Linked DNA regions of Homo sapiens: region 1 is linked to region 2. Evidence: chromatin loops called from intact Hi-C (ENCODE). Cell type or tissue: heart left ventricle. All regions are shown on one strand. Links, peaks and the distances in the headings refer to the core of each region. The heading gives the core; the rest is flanking DNA.

Region 1 (7,864 bases), core at 1,678-6,677, 500 kb after region 2:
TGCTGAGAAAATATGCTACGTGTCTGGTGCTGCAGGGCACAAGCAGTGAAGAAAATTCTAAATGAAACCGGTACAGAGGTAAGCAGAGGCAAGAGAAAAAGTGGAAAGTCCTGAGGCTGTTGACTCCTGGATCAAACTATACCTGAAGACAGGACCCTGGAGTTTAGTCACACAAGCCACTAAATTATCTGTATTTCACCTAAAAACTGTGAGTGAGCTGAAAGGATTCTTATATAAAGTTATTAGAATATTTAAAACTTGATCTTTTAGTTTAGAACAGAAAATAATCCTTAATCAAAGCTTTTGTACCCTGATGTGTATTTCAAGTAAGTATCAAAAGTTATTTAAAAGATAAATTCTGTGGAATAAATAACAGAGGAAAAAGAAATAATGAAGTGGAAAATTTCTTATTGTTTTCTGAAAAACACATAAAAAGTCTAAAGTATATTTTTATATTGTTAGATATTTTTTCAGAATTAATTTTGAAAGCTATTTTAATTATGTCGTTTTCAGTGATAGAACATATTAATTGTTCTGATGTCAGAACTGGATCTTCTAATGCTTATTTTATCATAGTTTTTTTTTCATAAGTACCCTTCAGATAGACTGTTATTTTATAAATTAGTGATGTAAGTTCATGTATTGCTTAGTTATAGGCAGGTATTTGGCAGAAATAATCCAAATATCTGTGCTGTAAAGGTCAAAGATGGACAGGGATAAAGAATGAGCTCTGATTGCTTCCATGTGTAAACGCCTCCCTGGATGAAGGTGTTTCTGGGTTGTCTATCAGTGTCTCCCAAGAAACCTAGGAGAGATGGAAAGTTCATGTTTCTCATTCATCCTATAAATTATAAGCCTTCTTAGGATGATAATTGGCCTTGAATAACATGAAAAGTGTAATAAATGTGTTTCCCATCTCAGTCATTGAATGATTTTTATCTTTCCAGTACTTGACTTTCAAACAAGGTTTTATCATTGTCAAGGTAGGCAGAATAGGATGAAAGATCATAACCTTTAGAATAGTAACTGGAAGTGGCGTGGAGTGGATTAGAAGGGAGTTAGAGAGAAGATTTCTCTATAGGTTTACCCGTGGCCAGGCCAGAGGGGTGGTGGTGGCTGCACAGGAAGAGGAGGTGGGGGACTAACACAATTACCACTGTTTGGGTGCTGATTACATACATGCAAGATGTTGACATCTCATTCCAGCCTCATAGCAAATCCATGAGGAATATATAGGTATGGTCCATCCTCTGTATCATTGGGTCCTGCATCCTGTACTCAACCAACTGCAGGTTTGGGGGAAAAAAATTTGCACCTGTACTCAACATGTCCAGGCTTTTTACAAAAATCATTATTCCCTAAACAAGATAGTATAACAACTATTTACATAGCACTTATATTTTATTAGGTATTATAAGTTTTCCAGAAATTAAAGTATACAGAAGAATATGTGTAGTTTGCATGCAAATACTATGTCATTTTATATAAGGGACTTGCGCACCCTTGGATTTTGGTATCCATGGGAGATCCTGGAACCAATCCCCCACAGATACCACAGGATGACTATACTTCATTAACCCTGTTTTACAGGTGAAAAAACTGAGACTTGGCAAGTTTCAGTTCATAACTTTTAGTTCATAGTCGTAAGTAATTTGTGCTCCAGTTCATGCTGTGAGTATGTGGCTGAGCTGGTATCAAATACCTACCTGCCTCCCTGTGTTCTTCTCCCCCCCACTTTTTTTTTCCTCTGAGACTGAGTCTTGCTCTGTTGCCCAGGCTGGAGTCCAGTGGTGCTATCTCAGCTCACTGCAACCTCCACTTCCCATGTTCAAGCGATTCTCCTGCCTCAGCCTCCCGAGTAGCTGAGATTACAGGGGCATGCCACCACTCCTAATTTTTTTTTTTTTTTTTTTTGTATTTTTAGTAGAGACAGGGTTTCACCATGTTGGCCAGGCTAGTCTCAAACTCCTGACCTCAAGTGATCCTCCTGCCTTGGCTTCCCAAAGTGCTGGGATTACATGAGTAAGCCATCACAGCCGTCCGTGCCTGCCTGTGTTCTTAACCATTCTGTGCTACAGCCTGTTATCTGTTCAAGGAAATATAATAGCACCGTCACCACTAAAAGAATGGGGACGGTGGCATTATAAACTAAATAGCTCATTTACCAACCTGAATGAGGAAGAATTAAGAAAACCAGAAATCTGTATATTCTTGTCACAACTGTAGTAATTGATGCTCCCTTTTCATTCAAACCAGATTTCTTGTGCCCCTTTTGAGTCAGCACATCACGGACGGATGAGAGGAGACAGATGGTCATGGGAGCAGGACCTCAGAGCAGACGGCACGCATTCAGGACAGCGATCATTTAGAGGGTCTTTGGCAAATCATTTCAGCTCTGCAAGCCTCGCTGTTTTTATCTGTAAAATGGCTCTTTTTGTTCTAACAATTTGTGCTTTAATATAGTGGTGCTGTAATGAGCATACTGAGTTTTCCTTTTTTTTCTGGATCTTCGAAGATGAGCTTTACTAATTTTATGTCTGATTCAAAGTAGTAATTTAACTGAACCAACTGGTCCTCTGGATCCAGTGTCTGCAGCTGCTGTCTATGCTGATTAGTTACTGCTCAGCTGTACCACTTGTAAATATTTACTGTGTTGTATATAAATATCACTCCTCATCTTTTTTTTTAAAAAAATCCCTTATTTCTGGCCTTTCAGTTATTGCTTTTTATTGTGATAAAATATAAAACCTAAAACTTACCATTTAATTTTTTAAAAGAATTTTATTGTGACAGCAACACTTAACATGAAATCTGTGATTTTAAATTTTAAGTGTACAATACAGTATTGTTGACTATAGGCACAATTTTGCACAGCAGATCTCTAGAAATTATTTACTTTGTTTAACTGAAACTTTTTGCTCATTAATTAACAACTATCTTCTCCCTCACCACCTAGCCCCTGGCAACCTTCATTCAACCCTTTGATTCTGTGAATTTGACTATTTTGAATGCCTCATGTAAGCAGAATCATGGAATATTTGTCTTTCTGTTCCTGGCTTATTTCACTTAGCATAATGTCATCAAGATTCATCCATGGTGTTGTGAATGGCAGAACTTCCTTACTATTTAAGGATGAATAAATTCTGTCATGTGCATATATCACATTTTCTTTAATCACATGTTGAAGGACATTTAGGTTATTTCTGTATCTTGGCTGTTGTGGATAGTGCTGCAGTCAACATGGGAGTGCTGATATCTCTTTAAGATCTTGATTTCCTTTCCTTTGGATACATACTCACAAGTGGGATTGCTGGATCATATGGCAGTTCTATTTTTAAATTTTTGAGGAACCTCCATATTGTTTTCCATAGGAGGTGAAATCATTTTATATTCTCACCAGTAGTGTGCCAAGTGTTGTTGAGGATGTGGAGCAGTTGGAATCATTTTTACCATTGTAAGTGTACAATTCAGTGGCATTAATGAAAAAGATATGAATAGCATCATATTGTACAACCATCATTGCTATTCAAATCTTTTTAATTACTCCAAACAGAAACTCTGTACCCATTAAGTAGTAATTTCCCATTACCCTACCCCCAAAACCTGCTAATATCTACTCTGTTTTCTGTCTCTATGAATTTTCCCAGCATAGGTATTTCATATGAGTGAATTTATACAATATTTGTCCTTTGGTGTCCTTTGGTGTCCTTAGCATAATGTTTTCCAGGCTCATCCTTGTGATAGCGTATATTAGAATTAAATTTCTTTTTAAGAGTGGATGATATACCATTGTGTGTATATACCATATTTTGTTTATCCATTCATCTGTTGATGAACACTTGGGTTGTTTCCCCCTTTCATCTATTACGAATAGTGCCGCTATGACCATGACTGTACATGTATCTGTTTGAGTCCCTGTTTTCAATGATTTGGAGTATATACTTGAGTGAAATAACTGGGTCATATGGTAATTTTATTTTTTATTATTTTGTTTCATTTTTTGAGACAGGGTTTGTCTCTCTTGCCAAGGATGGAGTGCAGTGGCTCCTTGGCTCAGGGCAACACCCGCCTCCCAGGCTCAAGCAAACCTCCCGCCTTAGCCTCCTGAGTAGCTGGGACTAGAGACACGCCACCATGCCTGGCTAATTTTTGTATGTTTTATAAAGAAAGGGTTTTGCTACGTTGCCCAGGCTGGTCTCAAACTCCTGAACTCAAGCAATACGCCCTCCTTGGCCTCCCAAAGTGCTGGGATTACAGGTGTGAGCCACTGTGTCCGGCCTGGAAATTTTAACTTTTTGAGGAACTGCTACATAATTTTCCACAGCAGCTACACAATTCCACGTTCTTACCAGAAATGTACTATGGTTCTAATTTCTTCATATCCTTGCCAACACTTGTTCTCTTTTTTTAATTATAGACATCATAGAAGGTATGGTATCTCATTATGGTTTTGATTTGCATTTCCTTAATGACGAATAATGCTGAGCATCTTTTCAAGTGATTATTGGTAATTTGTGTATCTTCCTTAGGGAAATGTCTACTCAAGTCCTTTGCCCACTTTTTTGTTGATACATAATTTTTATACATGTTTCTGGATACATGTAATACTTGATTATATTCATAGACTATGTAATGATCAAGTCAGGTTATTCACGGTGTCCATCACTTGAGTGTTTATCATTTCTTTCTTGGAAACATTTCAAGTGCTCTCTTCTAGCTAATTTTAAATATGTGATACATTTTTAATTATAGTCTCGCTACTCTGCTATCAAATATTAAGAAGTATTCCTTCTATCTAACTGTATGTTTGTAGCCCTTAACCAACCTTTATTTACCCCCTCCTGCTTACACACATACTCACATATCCTTCTCAATCTCTGGTATTTCTCATTCTATTCTCTACCTCCATGAGATCAACATTTTTTAGCTCCCACATATGAGAAACAACATGGGATGTTTGCCTTTCTGTGCCTGACTGACTTATTTCACTTAACAGTTACATCCGTGTTGCTGCAAATGTCATGATTTCACTTTTTTTTTTTTTTTTGGCTGAATAGTATCCCGTTGTGTGTATATATATATACACACACACACCACATTTTCTTTACCCATTAGCCTGCTGATGGACACTTAGGTTGATTCCATACTTTTGCTGTGTGAATAGTGCTGCATGTGAATAAACATGGGAATGCAGTCATCCCTTTGATAGACTGATTTGTTTTCCTTTGGATAAACAATAGTTGGACTGCTGGATCATATGGTATTTCTATTTTTAGTTTTTTTTTTGATAACTCTCCATACTGGATTCCATGGTGGTTGTACTAATTTCCATTCCCACCAGCAGTGTATAAATTCCCTTTTTTCTGCATCTTCACCAAGATTTGTTATTTTTTGTCATTTTAATATTAGCCATTCTAACTGGGGTAAGATGATATCTAATTGTATACGATTGTTTTGATTTGCATTTTCCTGATGATTAGTGATGGTGAACATTTTTTCATATACCTTTTGTCTATCTGTATGTCTTCTTTTGATAAATGTCTATTATTTCCTTTGCCTACTTTTTAATGGAATTATTTGTTCTTTTACTGTTGAGTTGATAGAGTTCTGTGTATATTCTGGATATTAGTCCCTCATTAGATGATCTGTTTGCAAATATTTTCTCCCATTCAGTGTTTTTTTCTTCAGTGTTTATTGTTCCTTTTGTTGTGCAGAAGCTTTTTAATTTAATATAGTCCTATTTTTCTATCTTTGTTTTTGTTGCCTGTGCTTTTGAGGTATTAGCCATAAAATCTTTGACTAGATGAATGTCCCAAAGTGTTTCCTCTATGTTCTCTTCCAGTAATTGTATAGTTTTAGATTGTACGTTTAAGTCTTTAACTGTCTTGTGTTGATTTTTTAAAATGTAGTGATAGGTAGGAGTCCAGTTTCATTCTTCTGCATATGAATATTCATTTTTCCCAGAACATTTACTGAAGAGGGTATTCTTTCACCAATATATGCTGTTGGTGCCTTTGTAAAAAATCAGTTGATTGTAAATACGTGGCTGTATTTCTGAGTTCTCTATTCTGTTCCATTGGTCTATGTGTCTGTTTTTATGCTAATACCACATTGTTTGGGTTACTACAGACTTGTAATATATTTTGTAGTCAAGTAGTGTGACACCTCCAGCTTTGTTCATTTTGCTCAGGATTGTTTTGGCTCTTCAAGCTGTTTTTTTGGTTCCATATGAATTTTATGATTTTTTCTCTATTTCTATGAAAATGACTTTGTATTTTGTTACGGATTGCATTGACTCTTTGAGACTCAAATTGAATATTTGAGTCTTCATTAGTTTCTTTCATCAGTGTTTTGTAGTTTTCCATGTAGAGGTTTTTCACCTCCTTGGTTAAATTTACTCCTGGGTATTTCATGGTTTTTGTAGCTGTTGTAAATGAGACTGTCTTCTTGATTTTTTTTCTCAGCTAGTTCATTATTGTATAAATGCTATTTTTTGTATGTTGGTTTTGTATTCTGCAACTTTACTGAATCTATTTATCAGATCTAAGAGTTTTTTTGGTAAAGTCTTCAGGTTTTTCTAGATATAAGATCATCTCATCTGCAAAGAGGGACAATTTGAATTCCTCCTTTCCAATTTGGATGCCTTTTATTTCTTTCTCTCACCTTATTGCTCTGGCTAGGACTTCCAGTATTATGTTTAATAGGAGTGGTTGTGTGTCCTAACATATGGTCTATCCTAACATGTTGTCTATTCTGGAGAGTGTTCCATGTGCTGATGAGAAGAATGTGTATTCTGTAGAGGTCGGATGAAATGCTCTTAAATATCTGTAAGGTCCATTTGGTCTAATGTGCATTTTAATGCTTCTTTGTTAATTTTCTGTCTAATGATGGGAGTTGGGTGTTCAAGCTCCCAACTATTATTATATTGGAGTTGATCTCTCCCTTTAGATCCAATAACATATGCTCAATATATGTGGATACTCCAGTATTGTGTTCATATAGATTTAGAATTGTTATATCCTCTTGCTGAATTCATCCCTTTATGATTACATAATGCCTTTCTTTTTTTCTTTTTACTGTTGTTGGCTTAAAGTCTGATTTATCTGAGACAACTATAGGAACTCCTGCTTGCTTTTGGTTTCTATTGGCATGGAATATCTTTTTCCATCCCTTTACTTTCGTTCTATATGTGTCTTTACAGGTGAGATAAGTTTCTTGTAGGTAGCATGTAGTTGGGTCATGTTTTTTTTAATCTATTCAGCCAGTCTATATCTTTTAAGAGGAAAGTTAGATTAATGCATTTATATTTAAGAGATTATTGATATGTGTTTATTTTTGTCATTTTTATTAATTGATTTGGGGGACATATTCTTTGTTCCTTTCTTTCTCTCTTACTGTTTATTGTTTTGGTTTGGTGGTTTTCTGTAGTGGTAACATTTGTGTTCTTTCCCTTCCTTATTTGTATGTTAGCTTTACCAGTGGGTTTTCTATTTTCCTGTGTATTCATTATAGTAGATATAGTTCTTTTGCTTCCAGGTATAGAATTCCATTAAGCATTTCTTGGAGGGCCAGTCTAGTGGTGACAAATTCCCACAGCTTTTGCTTGTCTGAGGAATACTTTATTCCTCCTTAATTTACAGAAGGATAACTTTGCTGGATATAATCTACTGGTTGGCAGGTGTTTTTTTTTTTTTTTTTTCTTTTGACAGTTTAAATATATCACCCTATTCTCTCCTGTGGTTTCTGCTGAAAAATTCACTGCTAGTCTGTGGGACTATCTTTATAAGTGACTAGATGCTTTTCTCTTGCTCTTTTTAGAATTATCTCTTTGTCCTTGACTTTTGGCAGTTTGAGTTTAATGTGT
Region 2 (7,864 bases), core at 1,136-6,135:
GTATCTATTCAAATCTCACTGCTTCTGCAAGTCTCCTAACAAAAAGTTTTGCCAAAATTTATTTTGCCATTGAAAGTAATGGCAAAAGCCACAATTTTGCACAAACCAAGAAGCCTTCTCTGCTTATCTTCCAGTCCAAGATTATCTCCTCTTCCTAGTATTCTTATTTTGTGACTTTTATAGAATCACTTGGTTGGTCTGGGTTTATGTTTAAAGTTCCTGACTACAGGTGAAATACTCTTGGAGAAAGAGACCTAAACTTCTAGCGTAACGCTGAGACACATCTTCATAGAATAGAATTGTTATTTTATGTCCCCAATTAAAGGGATTTTATTTTTGTGGATGTTTTCTTGGGTTGAGTGTTCTACTGATTTATTGAATGGTCTACTGATTTCTCATTATGTGAAAACTCCAGAGTCCTAGGTGTGTTTCTTCCAAGAGCCTAATTAATTCAGGCTGCTAAGGCTGCCACATGGACTCTGGTTTAAAGACTAGGCTATTTGGTGAGCAATTCTAAGTCCTATTTTGGAACACTAAGGTCATATACCTTTGGAATGCCAAATTACAAGATGCTTTGAAGGAACTTTTAGGGTAAATCACAATCTCATCCGTGTGCATCTGCAGTTAAGGTTTATAAAGAGAAGTTTGGTTCCTGATTTTCAGTAGCAGTATCATTAGTTTTTTAAAAACTACAGGAAATTTTACATGTATTTTGCCTCACAAATACCAACAATTAGGTCAGAATTCAGAAAAGTGGATTCTGTTTGCATAGAATTACATTAATTCTGCATTCTCTCATAGCAAAGTTGAAAGAGAGGATTAATCACTTATTCATGCAAAACCAATTCACATGAATCATTTATTTATCTTGTTCTGGTAATTTTGCAGAGCTCATTTTTACATGCCTCAGGTTGCAGATAAAGTGAAAACTCAGAGGGTGATTTACCCTCCACAATAAAGACCTGATGGCCGTGTAAACAGCATGCTTCCTATAGGAAATCAATAGGTAACCATGGAAATGACTCCACAATGGGAAATTCTATTTCTTTATGAACAAATCATCAAAAAGATCAATTGTAAGATGAAAAGGCTTTGCCTGTGCCCTATCTTTCGCAAAGGCTTTTGGTCTATGTAAAGAAGAAAATATGTGCCTTGGTGACAGTAAAGAATTATCTTAAAGCTGTATTGAGAATGAACATCACTTGTTACTTTATAAAGTTTGGGCTGAAATGTCTTGTCCTCCATTCCTGGAGGCCTAGCTAAGAAACTTATATCTAATGGCAAGAAGAATGTTCCAGAATACAGGATGCTTGAATTCTTGATCCAGCTTAATTTCTTTCTTTTTTTTAGGAAAAAAACAAGACAAAACAAAAAAACAAGGGTAATAATATCCAACGCCAAAGAGCCTTTGATAATTAAATAAGATAATAGTTGGTAAAGAATATAGTACAGTGCCCAGCACAGAGCAAGTGGAAAATGCTATTAACAGCCACTTGTACAGTGATGATAATTGCCCAAACAATATTAATCCCACTAGTAAAGGGTTTTCACATTACAGGTATTTTTTTTAAAACTTTCATCTTAGGTTCGGGGTACATGTGAAGGTTTGTTACATAGGTAAAGTCATGTTATGGGGGTTTATTATACAGATTATTTCATCACCCAGGAATTAAACCCAGTACCCAATAATTATCTTTTCTGCTCCTCTCCCTCCTCCCACCTTTCCCACTCAACTAGACCCCAGTGTCTGATGTTTCCTTCTTTGTGTTCATAAGTTCTTATCATTTAGCTCCCACTTATAAGTGAGAATATGCAGTATTTGGTTTTTTGTTCCTGCATTCATTTGCTGAGGATAATAGCCTCCAGCTCCATCCATGTTCCTGCAAAAGACAAGATTTCATTTTTTATGGCTGTATAGTATTCCATGGTGTATATGTACCACAATTTCTTTATCCAATCTGTCACTGATGGGCATTTAGATTGATTTCATGTCTTTGCTATTGTGAACAGTGCCACAGTGAACATTTGTGTGCATGTGTCTATATGGTAGAGTGCTTTATATCCCTCTGGGTATATACCCAGTAATAGGATTGACCCAGGCTAATTTCCAGCAGCAATGAGATCTTTTTTTTTTTTTTTTTTTCTTTTTGGGATGGAGTCTCGCTCTGTCGCCCAGGCCGGACTGCGGACTGCAGTGGCGCAATCTCGGCTCACTGCAAGCTCCGCTTCCCGGGTTCACGCCATTCTCCTGCCTCAGCCTCCCCAGTAGCTGGGACTACAGGCGCCCGCCACCGCGCCCGGCTAATTTTTTGTATTTTTAGTAGAGACGGGGTTTCACCTTGTTAGCCAGGATGGTCTCGATCTCCTGACCTCATGATCCACCCGCCTCGGCCTCCCAAAGTGCTGGGATTACAGGCGTGAGCCACCGCGCCTGGCCAGCAATGAGATCTTTAACAAGCAATTTCGTCTCAGTGGGCCTTGATTTCCTTATCTGTAAAGTGATCAGACGAGCCTAGGGATGGCAGTCTAATTTAGCCCATGGACAGATGGATGTTGCACGTATAGCATTATCTCACTTTCTCTTACTTGGAAGACATTACTAATCAATTGTAATCTTCTTTGTCACTGAGCTTGAACAGAGTCTCAAAATCCTTATTTACACATTTCTCCAGGCAGCTGCTGCCTATGGATCAGAGTTGTCATATGTAAAACATCCATTTACCTCTATGTGACCTTTAAGTTTTATTTAGCCCTGACATTACAAGAATCTGAAAACAAGCTTTAAGTACTGAATATTCATGTCTATTCAGCTAGTCTTAAGCAGACAATCCAACTAACAAGGATAGCACCAACAATAAACAATTATGATATTGTCTTTATTAAGCCAAATAAACTGTTTGATCTCATTAATGTCAAAATATTTATTTCAATGCTAAAGTTACTACTGAACCACTGACTGATAATAATGAAATGGTGTTTGTAGCACTCTGCTGCTGTTCACTTATCAGCTTAAGACACACAAGTAGCAAATCTGATTGCCGTTTTCATGCTTGCTCTTTTTTCAACAGTAGAGGGCAGCACAGCTATTTTTAAGTGTCGTCTTTGCGAGCCATTTGTGTGTGCCCACAGGCATTCTATACAATGGGTGCAAAGATGTGAGCTGTGGTGGGTTGCCATAGAAGAGTATGTTCACATGACAAAATAGCCTGCTTAATCAGATCTCTTGGATTGTGGTGTGGAATTTTCCTCTTTAGGCTTTCAGAAATTACCATTACCCTGTTAGTATTTACATGTTTCAGCATTTCATATTGATCCTTTTAATTTTGTTCTTTCTGTTGTTCTTTTCTTCCTGTTGTTACTTGTCTCACTTTAGAGGCAGTGTTATGTAGGTGAAAATATCACAGCTTTTGGCTTCTGAAGGTGTAGACTCTAATCCCAGCTCTCTTGCTAGCTCTGTGACTGAGCTGATCAGAATCTCAGAGCCTCAAGATTCTTTTTTAAAACAGATACAGAAATACACAATTGAGAGTTTTTAGCATGAAGTGGTGTTGAATTTTATCGAAGGCCTTTTCTATATCTATTGAGATGTGGTTTTTGTCATTGATTCTGTTTATGTGACGGATTGCATCCCAGGGATGAAGCCGACTTGACTGTGGTGGAGAAGCTTTTTGATGTGCTGCTGGATTCGGTTTGCCAGCATTTTATTGAGTATTTTCACATCAACGTTCATCAGGGATATTGGCCTAAAATTCTCTTTTTTTGTTTTGTCTCTGCTAGGTTTTGGTATCAGGATGATGCTGACCTCATAAAATGAGTTAAGGAGGAGTCCCTCTTACTCTATTCTTCGGAATAGTTTCAGAAGGAACGGTACCAGCTCCTCTTTGTACCTCTAGTAGAATCTGGCTGTGAATCTGTCTGGTCAGGCTTTTTTTGGTTGGTAGGCTATTAATTATTGCCTCAATTTCAGAACTTGTTATTGTTCTATTCAGGGATTTGACTTCTTCCTGGTTTAGTATTGGGAGGGTGTATGTGTCCAGGAATTTATCCATTTCTTCTAGATTTTCTAGTTTATTTGTGTAGAGGTGTTAATAGTATTCTCTGATGGTAGTTTGCATTTCTGTGGGATCAGTGGTGATATCCCCTTTATCATTTTTTATTGTGTCTATTCAATTCTTCTCTCTTTTCTTCTTTATTAGTCTGGCTAGCCATCTATCTATTTTGTTAATCTTTTCAAAAAGCCAGCTGCTGGATTCATTGATTTTTTGAAGGTTTTTTTTTTTTGTGTGTATCTCTATCTCCTTCAGTTCTACTCTGATGTTAGTTATTTCTTGTCTTCTGCTAGCTTTTGAATTTGTTTGCCCTTGCTTTTGTAGTTCTTTTAATTGTGATGTTAGGGTGTCGATTTTAGATCTTCCCTGCTTTCTCCTGTGGGCATTTAGTGCTATAAATTTCCCTCTAAACACTGCTTTAGCTGTGTCCCAGAGATTCTGGTATGTTGTGTCTTTGTTCTCATTGGTTTCAAATAACTTATTTATTTCTACTTTAATTTTGTTATTTATCCAGTAGTCATTCAGGAGCAGGTTGTTCAGTTTCCATGTAGTTGTGTGGTTTTGAGTGAGTTTCTTAATCCTGAGTTCTAATTTGATTGTTGCATTGTGGTCTGAGAGACTGTTTGTTATGAATTCCGTTCTTTTGCATTTGCTGAGGAATGTTTTACTTCCAATTATGAGGTCAATTTTAGAATAAGTGCAAAATGGTGCTGAGAAGAATGTATATTCTGTTGATTTGGGGTGGAGAGTTCTGTAGATGTCTATAAGGTCTGCTTGGTCCTGAACAGAGTTCAAATCCTGAATATCCTTGTACATTTTCTGTCTCATTGATCTGTCTAATGTTGACAGTGTGATGTTAAAGGTATTGATGGAACGTATCTCAAAGTAATAAAAGCTATTTATGAAAAACCCAAAGCCAATATCACACTGAATGGGCAAAAGCTGGAAGCATTCCCTTTGAAAACCGGCATGAGACAAGGATGCCCTCTCTCACCACTCCTATTCAACATAGTATTGGAAGTTCTGGCCAGGGCAATCAGGCAAGAGAAGGAAAGGGTATTCATATAGGAAGAGAAGAAGTCAAATTGCCTCTGTTTGCAGATGACATGATTGTATATTTAGAAAACCCCATCATCTCGGCCTCAAATCTCCTTAAGCTGATAAGCAACTTCAGCAAAGTCTCAAGATGCAAAATCAATGTGCAAAATCACAAGCATTCCTATATACAAATAATAGACAAAAAGGAAGCCAAATCATGAGTGAACTCCCATTTACAATTGCTACAAAAAGAATAAAATACCTAGGAATACAACTTACAAGGGATGTGAAGGACCTCTTCAAGGAGAACTACAAACCACTGCTCAAGGAAATAAGAGAGGATACAAACAAATGGAAAAACATTCCATGCTCATGGATAGGAAGAATCAATATTGTGAAAATGGCCATACTGCCCAAAGTAATTTATAGATTCAGTGCTATCCCTATCAAGCTACCATTGACTTTACTCACAGAATTATAAAAAAACTACTTTAAATTTCACATGGAACCAAAACAGAGCTCCTATAGCCAAACAATCCTAAGCAAAAGGAACAAAGCTGAAGGCATCACGCTTTCTGGCTTCAAACTATACTACAAGACTACAGTAACCAAAACAGCATGGTACTGATACCAAAACAGATTTATAGGCTGATGGAACAGAACAGAGGCCTCAGAAATAACACCGCACATCTACAACCATCTGATCTTTGATAAACCTGACAAAACAAGCAATGAGGAAAGGAATCCCTATTTAATAAATGGTGTTGGGAAAACTGGTTAGCCATATGCAGAAAACTGAAACTGGACCCCTTCCTTACACCTTATACAAAAATTAGCTCAAGATGGATTAAAGACTTAAATGTAACACATAAAACCATAAAAACTCTAGAAGAAAACCTAGGCAATACCATTCAGGACATAGGCATTCGCAAAGACTTCATGACTAAAACACCAAAAGCAATGGCAACAAAAGCCATAATTGATAAATGGGATCTAATTAAACTAAAGAGCTTCTGCACAGCAAAAGAAAATATCATCAGAGTGAACAGGCAACCTACAGAATGGTGGAAGCAATCTATCCATCTGACAAAGGGCTAATATCCAGAATCTACAAGGAACTTAAAGAAATTTACAAGAAAAAAACAACCCCATCAAAAAGTGGGTGAAGGATATGAACAGACACTTCTCAAAAGAAGACATTTATGTGGCCAACAAATACATGAAAAAAAGCTCATCATCACTGGTCATTAGAGAAATGCAAATCAAAACCATAATGAGATACCATCTCATGCCAGTTGCAATGGTGATCATTAAAAAGTCAGGAAACAACAGATACTGGAGAGGATGTAGAGAAATAGGAGCACTTTTACACTGTTGGTGGGAGTGTCAATTAGTTCAACCATTGTGGAGGACAATGTGGCAATTCCTCAAGGATCTAGAACCAGAAATACCATTTGACCCAGCAATCCCATTACTGGGAATATACCCAAAGGCTTATAAATCATTCTACTGTAAAGACACATGCACATGTATGTTTACTGCAGCACTGTTCACAATAGCAAAGACTTGGAACCAACCCAAATGCCCATCAATGATAGACTGGATAAAGAAAATGTGGCATTATATATACCATGGAATACTATGCAGCCATGAAAAAGGATGAGTTCATGTCCTTTGCAGGGACATGGATGAAGCTGGAAACCATCATTCGCAGCAAACTAACACAGGAACAGAAAACCAAACACCACAAGTTCTCACTCATAAGTGGGAGCTGAACTATGAGAACACATGGATACAGGGAAGGGAACATTACACACTGGGGCCTGTCGGGGGTTGGGGGCTAGGGGAGGGATAGCATTAGCAGAAGTACCTAATGAAAATGATGGGTTGATGGGTGCAGCAAACCACCATGGCACGTGTGTACCTATGTAACAAACCTGCACGTTCTGCACATGTATCCCAGAACTTAAAGTATAATTTAAAAAAAAGAAATGCACAGTCTTCTCTGTCATCTCATCGTGTTGTTGTGAATATCAAATGAAATCAATATATGTGAAAGCATTATTGAAATATAGGTTTTAAAAGTAATAGCCAATCTCTTTATGCTATTATTGCTAAGAGTCATGCTTTTAATTCAAATGAATTACACAAATAATTTTTAGGTTTTATTTTTGAATTGTAGGATGGCATCTGCCAATGGATAGATTTGACTGCAAGGCATCCTGAGACATCCTTGGCCTGGAGGATGCCTTGTTGGGAGCTGAAGTGCAGGAACTGATGCAGCTGTAAGGGCGAAGCCATGAAAGGGTATGGCTGGTATCTACAGGGTTTATTGAGAATATTCACTTTATTCTCAATAAATACTAATACTGAGCTTAAACCTATCAGACCTAATATCCCCTCTTCCCAACAGACATTTTGTAGTGCCCTTCTTACTCTCACAGATAATATAACTTGTAGGTAATACAATATCTCTACATACTTAATTTCATATAGAAAATAAATTAATATAATGCCCTAATTTTTATATAAAGGTTTAAAAGTGTAAAATAATTAAAAGTAACATAATATGTAGTTAATACCTAAGGGCTTGAGCTTGGTTACACTAAAAGACATAATAAAGTAGTCAGATGCTTGTAGCTACATGAAGAATGGAAACTGCAAATGCAGACCGTTACAGGAGCTTTGTACTTGTCACTCAAGTAGCAAGAATGTCATTATAGTGTTGGTGAAGTGATTTTCAGGGTGGTGAACAATTTTTGGTAAAGTTTCCTCCC

Evidence for each region. A loop is a pair of places that touch in the nucleus more often than their neighbours do. Peaks named below come from ENCODE experiments on the same cell type or tissue, not always from the same donor. Only the 100,000 strongest peaks of a DNase experiment are listed, where the experiment ranks them.
Region 1: it touches region 2 in a loop (4-fold over the local background); 3 of 110 quality-filtered maps call a loop at or near these places.

What each region holds. Positions count from the first base shown.
Region 1 is chr3:3,491,128-3,498,991 of GRCh38, reverse strand. No RefSeq gene overlaps it. Among named protein-coding and RNA genes, the nearest start is that of LRRN1, 300 kb to the left of the region's middle. In heart left ventricle, for the core only: no CTCF peak of the experiment used is centred there; no DNase peak of the experiment used is centred there.
Region 2 is chr3:3,993,561-4,001,424 of GRCh38, reverse strand. No RefSeq gene overlaps it. Among named protein-coding and RNA genes, the nearest start is that of LRRN1, 200 kb to the right of the region's middle. In heart left ventricle, for the core only: a CTCF peak has its summit at 3,073 (motif pointing right); no DNase peak of the experiment used is centred there.